Regions from separate parts of the Homo sapiens genome. Here region 1 is linked to region 2. A link is a contact called in ENCODE Hi-C data. All regions are on one chromosome and are shown on one strand. The core of a region is the stretch at or near the end of the contact, and the rest is flanking DNA. Distances in the headings are between cores, read along the strand shown.

Region 1 (6,762 bases), core at 3,576-6,075, 910 kb before region 2:
ATAACATTTTCCCATTTTAGGGTTTGACCCTTGGCTCTTTTTAGATTTGTCAACAGCTAAATTAGCCATTGCTTCAGCTAACATTGCAGATCGATAAAGCTCAGTTGCTACATCTTAACAAGCTCTGAGAAAATTTCCCAAGTTTTTGTACACCTAACCGGTGCCAGTGCACATTTACAATCTGCATTTGCATTCTCAAAAGCTAGAGTAAAGGTTAGCATTTCTGCAGCCAAGGTATGAGGAATCTGATGCCTCACTGCCTCTTGTAATCTTGCAAGAAATTGTGCGTAGGGTTCCTGTGACCCTTGCATGATATGTAAAAATGATAGTACTGGGACTCCCTCTTCAGGAATTATGGCCCAGGCACATTTAGCAGCCTGTGTGCACTGCTGATAAGCAGCATTTGTGAGTGCTAGTTGATGTACCAGGTCAGAATAAGGGCCATTACCCAATAGCCTATCCTCTGTAATGTCTCCATTTCCAGCAGCATGGTTCTGTCTAGCCTGGTCTGCACCCTGTTCTTGCCAGTTTAAATTCCATGTCAGATATGCGCTAGCAGACAAGCAAGTTCATGCCAAGTGTTTCACATCAAAGGGTAAAAGACACATAGCACCAAACATAGATTCTAGCAATCCTAAAGTGAATGGGCTCTGTATGCCATTATTTACCACACTCACTTTTAATTCCTTTAACAACTTAAACTCTAGTGGAATGTGTTCATGATTAAGCTGCTGTGGATTATTTGGATCAGGCCTTACGGAAATAGGAAAAGTGCAAGGTCCTAAGGGCTCTCCAGCCGTGGTGGCAGAGCGTAAAATTCTTTGTATTGGGGTCTCTGTTTCTGCCACCGAAGGAGGCGGTACAGATGTTTCTGCAACTGGAGGGGGCGGTATAGGCCAATTTTTATCCTCCCTCTCCTATTACTTATTTTCAACTGGAGCTGTGGGTGGGACAACAGATTCTTTCAGTTTTTTACATTCAGCCTGCTGTCCCGCAGAATAACAAGGAGATAATGGCAGAAGTACAGTACGAACTAAACTCCAAGTGGAGAAAACTGAAGAATCAACTTGAAAACCTTTTTGATGAGCCTGTTTTCATCCTTCTGCTCTATCCCAATTTTCTACATCAAGAGTCCCTGCCTGTGGAAACCATGGGTTATGCATAATGACTTCCTGTAGCATCGTAGTTAATGTGAGAACTAACCTGAGCACCAGTTTGTTTCAACAAAACTTTAAGCAACTGCACATAATGTTTTTCTTCAACAGACCAATTCTGCCCCATGTTACCCTGATTCAGAAAACTTCCCATTCCCAGTACTACTTTAAGGCACTGCTCCCAGTAGCTCTTTAGGGCACTGACCTTATATCTGCTGCCGGCAGACTTGTCCCGGGATCCCCATTCACCTTGTCAATTTCAATTCCTCTGCTCCAGCAGATCTTCTTCATTCACATCCTCATAGTCCCTGTGTTCGGACGCCACTTGTAGAGCACCTGATTCTGTCGCTGTTCAGGGCGCCACTATGTAACCCACACGGACCTAGGGGGACTGAACAAAGTGGGGTGAAAGCGGGAATAAAAGACATGAGACAAAAGAGCATATTTGGAAGAAGGGGTCAGCGGGCAGTTTGCCTCTAGTGGACAAGGGCCCTGAGCTTTACACAGCCCTCCATATTTATTAGGCAAAAGAGATAGCAGGAAGAGGGGCATGGAAGAAGGGGTCAGCTGCTGGGTCCAGAGTAGGCTTGCAAGACTGCATTCTCCAGATGTCCCAGTAGATAACCTCAAGGAGCTCGGTGCCAGGAAGTGATTGCCCTCAGCAAACCTTCTGGCAGTGGGAGCAGTCGTGAGTTTGCCCACATCCTGCATTCATGATAAATAGCTTGCTATTTGATCATAAAGCCTCCAGTGGAATGCTGAGTTGGTTACGTCCCACAGGCCTTTGGCTCCCTATTTACCCCTTCCAGGTTATTAGCCATGACTTTCCCTCTTTGTTTCTCTTTTCTATACTTTCCATGCATTCTACAGAATAAAGTATCCTGGGGCTTTAAAGTAATCTAATTCCTACTGAATCCAAAATAATCTGATTTAATCCTTGAATTTTCAAACAATTTCAATGAATTTCGTTTTTCACCAGGGTTTGGACCTCCCCCATAATAAAATCCCTTATTTCTTTTTGCCACTTCAGTCATAAAATCCAACCTACCATTTTCCATTGAAAGCTGAGTCTTTCTTATTTACATAAAAATTGTTGGATGTATCTATGGACAAACCAGGGGAAATTAAGTGTGTGGTGGGGAAGTGTTAAGAGGGCCTCAGAGTGGCTGCCGACCAGCTCCATGCATCCCTAGGTGAGTCCCCATCCATTCTCTCCCTCATTCTTAATGTGTTTCCAAACAGGTGAGGAACAATGAAAACCAAGTCGGACATTCTAGTGCTAATTATATAGAGAGAATTTATGTAAAATGTGATAAATGCAAAATATTTCATCAGAAGGAGTATTAATGTTAAATAACCTCAACTCACTAGTAATTAGGCAATCATTTTCATTGATTAGCACAATTTAAAATTCAAGTTGCTAATGATATTCAGTATTGTGAGGATGTAATGAAACAGATAGTCTTATTCAGTATCGGCAGGACCGTATTATTATACATACCCTTAGAAGGACAGTTTAGCAACATCTCTCAACATTTTAGGTGAGAAATTTATCTGCAGCTGGTGCCTCGGTGCTGATGCTGGGGGATACTGGTGAGCATGGCGCAGCATTGGATGGGGGGCTCCAGGCTTCAGGCTCCATGCTTCAGACTGCAGGACCTGGAGCTGCTTCCTGCATCACAGCAGGGCTGCTACAGTGTGCTCTGGTGCAGAACTGGCAGGGGTGCCTGCAGGCCTCTTCCCCAGCATGTGTGTTCACTTTTTTTTTTTTTTTGAGGCAGGATCTCACTCTGTTGCCCAGGATGGAGTGCACCGGAGCGATCACAGTTCACTGCAGGTTCAACTTCCCCGGTTCAGGTGATCCTCCCACCTCAGCCTCCTGATAGCTGGGACTATAGGTGCAGGTCATGCGGTGTCTCATGCCTGTAATCCCAGCACCTTGGGAAGCTGAGGTGGGTGGATTACTTGAGTCCAGGAATTTGAGAGCAGCGTGGGCAACATGGCAAAACTCCATGTCTACAAAAAATACAAAATAATTAGCCATGCATTCACTTCTGAGGGAAAAGTCATGGACTTTGTGGTGCTGTGAACCCCATGTCACTCATACCAGAAAGAACATTGTGTGCTTTGGGGTCTTGGGAAAGCTGACTGACCACCTGAGGTGATGCATACTTATTTTTTTATTTATTTTTATTTTACTATTATTATTTTTTGAGACAGAATCTCACTCTGTTGCCCAGGATGGAATGCAGTGGTGCGACCTCGGCTCACTGCAACCTCCGCCTCCTGGGTTCAAGCGATTCTCCTGCCTCAGTCTCTCCAGTAGCTGGGATTACAGGTGCCTGCCACCATGCCGAGCTTAATATTTGTAGTTTTAGTAGAGACGGGGTTTCACCATGACTGCCAGGCTGGTCTTAAACTCCTGACCTCAAGTGATCCACCTGTCTCCACCTCCCAAAATGCTGGAATTATAGGCTTGAGCCACTGCGCCCAGCCAATGCATACATTTTTCCTCAGGAGATTAGCTTTTACCAGCAAAGGGCGTTCAGAATCAGTTAGCTGACCATTGTTTTCTGAAGTAATCACAGGCCAGTCCCTAGTGGGAGAAAGAAGTGGCCTCTGTAGCAGGACACCTGGAGCTCAGCCCCAGCTCTGCTGTGTGGCTGTGTGACCTTGGGTAAGTCCCTTAACTTTGCTGGGCTCAGCTTTCTTTGTAGGCAAAATCAGGGGCTTGAGCTTGTTCTCTCTACAGCTCTCCTACAGATTGAGTCTGTCTGCAATCACAAGGAGCAGGAGAGGAAGAGACTTAAAATGTGTTATTGTGGTCAGCAGCTATGGGCTGAATGTTTATGTCCCCTCCCAGCCATTCTACTCTTTAGCTTAGAGCTATTCTCCACATGGGACCCAGTGGGTCCATGAGGTCAAACTATTTTAATGATGATACTCAGAAGTTATTTATCTCTCTCCTTATTTTACGAGTAGAATTTTCCAAAGGTTATTTGGCATTTGACAGTCTAACAGATTGGATGGAGAACAAGACAGAGAATCCAGCTTCTGGCCAGAAGTGGTGGCTCACACCTGTAATCTCAGCACTTTGGGAGACCGAGGCAGGAGGATCACTTGAGCTTAGGAGCTCGAGACCACCCTGGCCAGCATGGCAAGATCCCATCTCTACCAAAAAATATAGAAATTAGCTCGCATGGTGATGTGCGCCTGTGGTCTCAGCTACTTGGGAGGCTGAGGTGGGACGATTCCAAGGATCACTGTTGTTGCTAATTTTTTTTCTTTTAAAAAATACAGATATTTTTAATAAAAGTATGTTAATTATGTTAACCTGTAATGGGCTTATTATTTCAAAATCAATTAACAATGTAAATATTTAAAACTTCTGTGTTAAAATTTCTAATAGTATAAATAGCAGTAGATTTAGCCCACTCTAAGGGAGATGGTTGTGCTTTAGTCAGGAGTAGGCCGAGGCAGCCTTCTGGTGCAGCATGACTCAGTGGGTTTGGAGGCAGGCACACAACTCCACACATTATGTAACCATGCCATGTGAGGTGCATTAGGTGACCACTCATATGAGCACGTGCTTGGCTCAAAGCCACTATTGTCTGTAAAAGGTAAAATTACCCTGCTGACACTACATATGGCTTGCACCCAGAGAGAGAATAAAGCCATGTCGAAACCGCCTACTCGAGTGTTTTTCCAGTTACCTGCCACCCACCCACCAACTCCCCTTGGACTTTAGTTTGGGCTAGAACCTGACAATTGGCATCACGAACAGGATCCTAAGGTAAGTGAGCCTTCGGTCCCTGCTGATTCCAGGTTGGCCATGTGACCACAACATGGGTTGTGGTACCCGGTGGTAGCCGTGCTGTGAGGGTGGGCCTGAGTGGAAACCTGGGTGGCAGTAGATGGGTCCCCCATGAGCATGGAGAAGGCGCTGAAGCAGCTGGAAGTGCAGAGCACCAAGAAGGAGAGAGCCTTTGCTGGCAGAGTTGGATGGGCATTTTTAACTGTGCTAAGAAAAGTACACACCCAGTCCCTGAGGGATGCAGACTGGAGGTCTGGCTACACCGATCTGGAAAATAATTAGAGGCTGCCATGAATGGGGACCTCCAGGTGCAGGCAGGATGCCTGGAGGTGTGGCTTCAGAGCTTGGAAAAGGAATTAGAGGCTACCATGAATGCAGGCCTGGGTCCATCATCTTGTCTGGAGATCCCCACTCAGTTTCATACCAAGGAGGAAGAACCCCTGTTGCGGGCTCACCCGGTGGTCTGACAGAAGGTAGATCATGAACAGCCACTGGGGCTCCAAGGGTGGACTCAGGGACTCCCCACCATAATGCAACACATTTCGTATATTGCCTGTACCCCAACTGAGTTGCAGGAATTAGGCAAGCAGTGTTGCCAGTGTCCAGGGGAACCCCTGCCTGCCTGGATGCTTCGTCTGTGGAACAAGGGAGCAGATGGTATCTCCCATTCCACCTCTGAGATGGACAAGCTGGCCTCCACCATGACTCACCCCTCTCTCTGTCAGCGGCTGCAAGTGAGCAGGTGGTTAGTGGCAGCGCAAGGAGACCACACCCTGACTGAGTGGCTACAGGCAGCCATATGAACTGTGTGGAATAATGCTGGTGAAATGCCCAAAACTGTGAGTAAATGGCAGTCATATGCCAATTTGGTGTAAGTCATTCGGGAGATGGGTATGCGGCAGGCTATGTTTGTCCTGAATACCTGAGGGCCAGATGATAAATGTTTCACCTCCCACATGAGGGATCTCATGTTGGGTTTGATGCTCCTGAGCCCCTTTGGCTCCCTAGCTGCTGTCCTCACCCCATACGTAGGGCACCGCATACATGAAGTAACCACTGCCATGGCGGCTCTCAGGGAAGCAGAAGGCCTTCAGGGGGATTGGAGGGTCCACACCATAAAGAAGGGGAAGTTACCCCACCCACAGGGGGCTCCCCCATAAAAAAAGGGGGCCCCAACGAGTGACACGCTCACAGATGTGGATAGATTTGATTTTGGCTGGGGTTGACTGAGAGAAAATTGATAAGCAGCCCAATGAAATACTCCTAACTTTGCGGAGACAGTTGTATGCAGGGCAGCAATTCCGGAAAATGCCCAAAGGGGAGAAAGGCATTGCTGTGTGACCTGGTCCTACCCAGCTCAGAGACTACTTGCTGCAGCCAGGTGGAAATGTAGAGCCTTTTCTGTTCAACTAGGGAACTGGCCAAAGGTGTCTGGCTTGGGGGGACACCAGATGACCAGAGGCCACATGTGGAATTGGCAATCCACTGGTCCCCCACCAATGTACAGTGGGTGCTGGTGCTGGTAGATACTGGCATAGATTGTAGCCTTGTTTATGGGAACCCAGTTAAGTTTTTGGGCAAATCTGCATATATTAAAGGTTACGGAGGCCAGTCAGTGAAAGTGAAACCTGTATCTCTGTACCTTGGCATTGGCCACTTGGCTCCTTGCTTATACACTGTGTATGTCTCTCCCATACCTGAATACATTCTGGAGGTGGATATTTTACATGGCTTGGAAGCTGTGCCATCTATCATGGATTTGATGAACCACTCGACAATGGAATTAGGACAGTA
Region 2 (7,085 bases), core at 4,385-6,884:
AAAGGAGTGGCTGGTGACTTCCTATGAGCAGTGGGGCCTAGCTCTATTTTCTGCAACTGGGTTTGGGTGGATTTCTTTTCCTTCCAGCCAAATAATCTCTGATTCCAACAGCAACCAAGCTAACAGGGGACCGATGTACAGACCTAAAAGCCAACTCCATACTTCATGAGAGTTACATCCATGAAGGAGACAGAAACCTGCCCTTGCTGATCAAAGTATTCTCACCCAGTAGGCAAGACTACGTGGGAAGGGAAAAGATGTTCACAATACTGCCTGACCCCATGACAGCAGAGAAGGGGAGACTGAAGTCCTAGATGTTTATCCACGCTGTGGTGAGACTCAGGGAACCACTGGCCCCTTTACCCTGCCCCAGGCTGTGTCTAGACCTTAAAACACTGTTATGCAAATTAGGAAAAAATGTATCTTTCTGGGCAGAAAAGTTGAGAAGTTAGAAAAAGTCACCCTCGTTTGGCAGATGTTGCCCTGAAATGTATGGCTTGAGAAACGGCTGCATTTCAGGCCCTACTGAAATCACAGCCTTGGCTTGGTTCTTTTGTGTAGCGCACAAACTGCACAGCTATACATGGGCAGCCTTGCCTGTTACAGAGAACACTTCACTAACTGTGAGGCTGAATTCTATGTGCACCTGAATTTAGCTCTTTCCCTCTGTCATCCATGCTGGAGAGACACTGCCAGTTCTGCTTCTCCAGCTTCTTTTTCTCCCACGGACCGTTATAAACCTTGATATATTTTGCTTTGATGAGGTAATTGCATCGACTGCTTCCCTAAACCCTGTCTCTAATGTTTGGCTGGAGAGGCTGCCTACCATTTACAGGGTTGTCGTGTGACCTAATCTCATCCATTATGCACTAGTTTTTCTAAATGTAATGGTCACAGTGCTGGGGGTTTCTCACAGCTGTCCCTATGTATACTGCATGTCTCCAACTGTTTTCTTTCTTTCTTTTTTTTTTTTGAGACAGAGTCTTGCTCTGTTGCCCAGGCTGGAGTGCAGTGGCATGATCTTGGCTCACTGCAACCTCCACCTCCTGGGTTCAAGTGATTCTCCTGCCTCAGCCTCCTGAGTAGCTGGGATTACAGGTGCATGCCTCCACGCCTGGCTCATTTTTGTATTTTTAGTAGAGACGGGGTTTCACCATGTTGGCCAGGATGGTCTTGAACTCCTGACCTCAGGTGATCCACCTGCCTTGGCCTCCCAAAGTGCTGGGATTACAGGCGTGAGCTACCACACCTTGCCCCTACCCATTTTCTAACATGTCATATATTCCACGTGTGTGCTGGGTGCACGTGATACATCCTCACCATGGCACCTGAAGATCTTGTGATCCTCAGGGTGAAAATGAAGGGTGAAATGTAAAGGGTAAAGGGTGAAAATGCAGAGTGGAAGGAAAAGGCTTGGGAGAGCTGGGACAGGAGGGAAGTTCGGGGAATCAGGGGGAGGTGTTTTACTGGGAAATGCTAAGAGGGGGCTGCTCTGGGGTGCTACGAGTAAACCGAGTGCTGCCCCCCAAGGTTCTGAAATGTGCCACTAGAACATGTTGGGAGAAACACTGGGAGTACCCCAGTTCTGGAAGAATGTGTCTTGGGCCTGGGGGCTCTATCCCTGAGGTGGGCTTTCAAAGATGGTCTGGGATAGGAGGTCATGCCTGAGTTGACTCTGTTACATACAAATGAAAACCCTGCCAGAAGCTGAGGTGGCACTTTGGCTGAAGGGGGCTGCAGCAGAGGAGCAGACGGCCAGTCCAGGACCAGGCTTCAGGGGGCGCAGGCCCAGAGGGAGCTGAGGCTTAGAGACCTCACAGCCAGCGGGTCTCTCTCCTGCATCCTCCCCACTCTAGAGGCAGATGCCTGCTTGCTCAGTAGCTCTCAGGCCTGGCCTTGGCTCTCTGGGAGTACCTGGATGGGACCAGATGGGCCATTCTTACCTGTGAGATCCACTTCCTCTCTCTGTAGATACTGTCCAGATGGTAGGCGGAATGTCTGCCCCTTGATAAGGCCTTGGGCCAGCAGCTTATGAAAAGGCTCCCTGAGGAAAGATGACAGGAAAAGAAAACAGGAGGAGTGGGACATGAGGCATTGAGAAAACAGCAACGCAGACCTTCCCTCGGATGGGCAGAAGTAGCTGCCCCTCATAAAAGCAGGCGGGCTGACCAAGGCCACTTATAAACCCAGCTTAAACAAATGGCTCCTTAGAAATAAGTGATAAGAAAATAAATTCAGGCTGGGCGTGATCCACCTGCCTCGGCCCCCCAAAGTACTGGGATTACAGGTGTGAGCCACCCCACCTGGCCTAAAAAAAGTTTTAAACCATACAAGTCATATATGACTATAAACCTTCTGTTCAAATCCAAACACTACCACTCCTTTCTAGGCCTATGTCCCTTTCAGGAGGCAGTTCTTATTAATAGTTTGGTATATATCCCTGGAAAAGTCTGGAGACATTTTTCAATGCCTTTGTATACATAAATGTGTACCTATCCACATATGGTTTTTATAGATTTTTGGGGATTTATATAAGTGGGATTATACCTTATGTATACTTTATGGTATTTCACTTAATGATATGAATGGATTTCTCCATGGCAGTTCATATAGATCTATCTCACTTTTTAAAAAGTTACCTAGTGTTCTGAAATATGAATTGATTATAACTTATTTATAGTACCTGTTTTAAAAAGTAGTTTTAGTTATACCCTTACTGGGTAAATAGTGACATATAAACTTTTTCTCATAAGAGGATAAGAACAGGTTGACCTTCATACTGAAATTATTGCAAATTTGCAGTTGTTTATTCTTAAGAATCTGCCTGATTCAATTTTGAGGCATTTCAGCAAGACCTATTCCAAACTCAAAGAATGATTCATGGCGATATCTGCTGATAACACACGTTAAGTATTTCGTGTTCAGGGTATCAGGTAGGAGCACTCATTTCCTGGAGATCCAGTGATGTTCCCCACAAACATCACCAGTACATGGCTTTGGTTGCTCAAGGTAAATTTTTAAAGGTGTTTTTAGGGCAAAAGTTAGGAGAGAATGATCTGGATTCAAAGATAAAGATAGGTAGGATGATCAAAATCAGCAGCATTGGCCAGGCGCGGTGGCTCACGCTTGTAATCCTAGCGCTTTGGGAGGCCGAGGCAGGTGGATTGCCTGAGCTCAAAGTTTGAGACTGGCCTGGGCAACATGGTGAAACCCCGTCTCTACTAAAATACAAAAAGTTGGCCAGGTGTGGGGGCGCGCACCTGTAGTCCCCGCTGCTTGGGAGGCTGAGGCAGGGGTTGCTTGAGCCCAGGAAGCGGAGGTTGCAGTGGGCCGAGATCACGCCACTGCACCCCAGCCTGGGAGACAGAGCGAGACTCTGTCTCCAAAAAAAAAAAAAAAAAAAAAAATCAGCAGCATTAAGCCTCAAGAAGGGGCTGGGAATCCAAGGAATCCTATTCTTAGGTCTTGTATTTTATCAAGTGGCACAACACTGCCACCTTCCGAGAACGGACAGAATTGCAACCTGCGAAAAACTGACTAACCCCAGCTGTTCAGCCTAAGGCTGCAACTTTTGCCTCGTCTTTTATAACTTTTTTTTTTTTAAGGTAAACTGTTGAGGTATAGCACACATATTGAAAAGTGTAAGTCCTAGCGGTATAATGATGAATCTTCACAATATAAAACACACTTGTGTAACTGGCATTCAGCCCAATTAGCAGAACGTGAAATCAACCTTCCATCCGCTTCTAGGCACTGTCTCCTCACTATGGGCCCCTATAGCCTGACTGCTAACACTATTATTTCATCTGCCTGTTTCTAACCCGCTTGTAGCCATTTCTTAGTGAGAGCTCTCAGGGGATGTCCACATGGGAGGCTTTCCCCAGAACTGGCAGGCAGGTCCTCAGCAGTGCACCCACACCAAGACCTGCTAGTTACATGAATATATCCTAATGTCTGAAAGCTTCCAACAATGAAACTTGACAGTTGAAGCTCTTCTGGACTGTCTTCTCTGAGGGTTGCAGTGCAGCAGGGGCCATCTCAGATGGATCATCTAGAGCAGGGATGGCAAAACCTAGCCAACTATCCCCAGTGCCCTTGCCTACAACCACCCAGACACCATTCATCGACAGCAGCACTCCTGGTGCTCAGAACGAGTCTCTGAATTCTTCTTCGTACCATATAATCAGAAAGCACAGAGTTATTATGTGAAATGTATCACTTATTTCTTTGGTATTTCTTGAGTGCTTGCTATGTGCCTGGCACTGAGCTAGGCACTGGGGATATAATGTTGGGCAAAGCAATCTCTGCCCTTGGGGAGCCAGCCTGTTTACGATCACTGAACCAAACCAATGCCTGACAACTCTCAGAGCTGTGAGGGAGGAAAAGAAAGAGTGCAGTCATATTTGAAGAGCTCCTCCTCCCAATCAAGTCCAAATTCCTCCGCATAGCCATCCAGGACTTCTCCCTGTCCCCTGCCACTCCCTCTGCTCTTTCAAATGTTGCCTGCATGTGCTTCCACGTCTTTACTCACGCCATTTCCCAAACTGTTATCAAAACTCTAGTCCTCCTTCCTGGCTCAACTCAAATGCCATCTCCACTGAGAAGGTATCTCCTGGTCAGAATTAGAATTAGTTGTTTTTTCCTTCCTGATGCATCCTGTGTAGTGCCTGTAATTGTATCTAGCAGCTATTACATTTTATTGTGTATTTAGGTAAGCTGCTTGCCTGTCTTTCTCCTGTGAGGAGTAGGAGGATGATTTTTTTTTGAGACAGGGTCTTGTTCTGTCACCCAGGCTGGGGTGCAGTGGCACAATCACAGCTCACTGCAGCCTCAGTCTCCTGGGCTCAAGTGATATTCCCACCTTACCCCTGCAAGCAGCTGGGACCACAGGCGCGCACTACCACACCCAGCTAATTTTTTGTATTTTTGGTAGAGATGAAGTCTCACTATGTTGCCCAGGCTGGTCTTGAACTCCTGAGCTCAAGCAATCCTCCTGCCTCGGCCTCCCAAAATGCTGGGATTACAGGCATGAGCCACTGCTCCTGGCCTTGAAAATCCTTAAAGGCCACTCTCAGTCTCCAGTTCCTAACAGATGCTCAGTAATGTTAATTGCCTTGAACTCAATCAAGCTTGTTTCAGTGGATGAATAAACCTACCAGCAGCAGGGGTGGGGGATAATGTGAGTAGGACAAAGTGGAGGCAAGAGAGGAGGGAAGAAAGAAATGAGTGAAGTGGGGCACTGGATGCTATACTTTCCAGCTAGTGCCACCATCTTTTTGCAGGGAGGGGTGCATTGAAAGATCCCAAGCAGCTGAAGCAAGAGAATGAGAGCAGGGGAATGCCCCGATGAGTGCTCACATGGAATTTCCCAGTGGGGAAAGGGGCGCTTCCCAGCTCCTAGAATCCTGCTCATTCCCAAGTGTTTTCCCTCCACTTTTCCAGGGAGCCAGGGAATGGGCTATAGGGAGTTGGGAATCTGGTTTTCACTCTTGGCTGAAGCTGGCCATGTCTACTCTCATGCGTAGTTTAGCTCTGAATGAGTCACACTTGTTTATTCATTCAACATGTATTTACATGATAATTGGGTACACAGCACTAGGCAATTAATTGGAGAGCTTACAATAAGAACAGGCAGCCCAGGACATGCTCATAAATAACCATCAGCACTACAAGAAAGACGTACCAAATGTGATTTGGAGGCGCAAGGTGCACAGGAATGAAGGACAAAGGACATCAAGGGCCCTGCTGGACTTGGAACCCAGGCCTGCTGGAGCAGAGATCACATCACATTGCCAAGTTCATTATTCAGATTCACAATTGGGGTAATGTGTTTCCCTTTTGTTCACTCATTCATTCACTCAACAGATGGTACTTGGGAACAGACTTGCGTATGCAACTGAGTTATTCATTCATCATAGTGACTGTGCACAGCAGGGGCCTTTATAAGTGAGTGGAAAATCTGCAACTCTAAACCACTAACAAACCGTTCTGACTCAGGGACCATCAAACGCGGGAGTATTAGGCAGGGCCTCTGCCTTGAAGAAGGCCCTGGATTTCTGAGTCAGCTTTCTTCCTACTCCTTCGGTACATCCCTGGAGGTAGATCATGCTTGCTTGCACTGAAGCACAGCTATATGTAAGCACAGTGATGAAAACTGGGGGGAGATCTTCACAATTTCTTCATTAGTTTAGACTGCACTAACTCAGAAATTGCAACAACTGATAGCTGCTGGGCATTGAAGGCCACATTTGTCCCACTTGGAAGAAGGAAAGAAGGAAGGGAGGGAGGCAGGGAAAGAGGGGAGGAAAGGTAGGGAGGGAGGAGAGGGAGGAAGGGAGGGAAGGAAGGGAGTTGCTAATTATTAGGATAAACAAGGAAATTCAGAACATTGATTGATTGGCCATGTTAAGTGCTCTTAAAAAAATCACTATATACAAGGAATGTGCTAATTACAGTATGAGCAAAGAATATCAGGATGTATCAGAGCCCCACCTTCTTGCTGCAGATGACATTTACCTATTCATGAAGCCCCAGAGAGCCTGCTGCCCACTCCCCTGACCTGGTGCGAGAGTGGCCTGCCAGGCTGCAGATCTTTGAAGGCCATAGATCTCTGAAAATGGTCTCCAAATTGGACTTTTCATTAAATCAGACTAAGTTTACCTTCCTCTTCTTCCTTGTTCTGTGCCCAGGGCCATCATGTCACATAATTAGCCTAGTTTCTAAGTATTAGCCATGGCTCATTCTTGAAATATCACCATTCCCATTTCCTAGCAGCCAGTTAGTGGCGCAGAAGGAGGGTTTACTAATACAGCAGGACCCAAGTAAAGCTTCTCTTCCCTTCCTGTTCCTTTTCCCAGTAGCCCCGTTTCTGGCATGATCAGAGTAACAGAGAAGAAAGCTCTGTGGATAGGGGCTTGCTGTGCTCTCCACGGTCAGCAGGCGGCCTGCCCTTCTCATGGGAGCTCCCTGAGCAGCTGCTTGCTTCTGACAGCCACCACTTTCTGTTGATTCCAAACTGAAGGGAGAAATTCAGTTTGGGGAATTTAGTGTCTAAGTTGCATTACAGAGCTACAACAAAAAGTGAC

Evidence for each region. Hi-C counts contacts between places; a loop is a spot of excess contacts on that map.
Region 1: a map of ovary shows a loop between it and region 2 (6-fold over the local background). The contact joins the promoter of LINC02009 here to the promoter of LARS2-AS1 in region 2. A Hi-C loop is called at or near these places in 1 of 168 maps with a recorded cell type or tissue (ovary).

The regions. Positions count from the first base shown.
Region 1 is chr3:46,421,730-46,428,491 of GRCh38, reverse strand. It overlaps LINC02009 (long intergenic non-protein coding RNA 2009), which reads left to right and starts at 4,825. Exons shown (of 5, transcript NR_151704.1): 1 at 4,825-4,947; 2 at 5,694-5,807.
Region 2 is chr3:45,508,094-45,515,178 of GRCh38, reverse strand. LARS2-AS1 (LARS2 antisense RNA 1) reads left to right here and starts at 5,634. Exons shown (of 4, transcript NR_048543.1): 1 at 5,634-5,822. LARS2 (leucyl-tRNA synthetase 2, mitochondrial) reads right to left here. Exons shown (of 22, transcript NM_015340.4): 16 at 1,944-2,044. RefSeq lists a silencer at 5,268-5,562 and an enhancer at 6,389-7,085.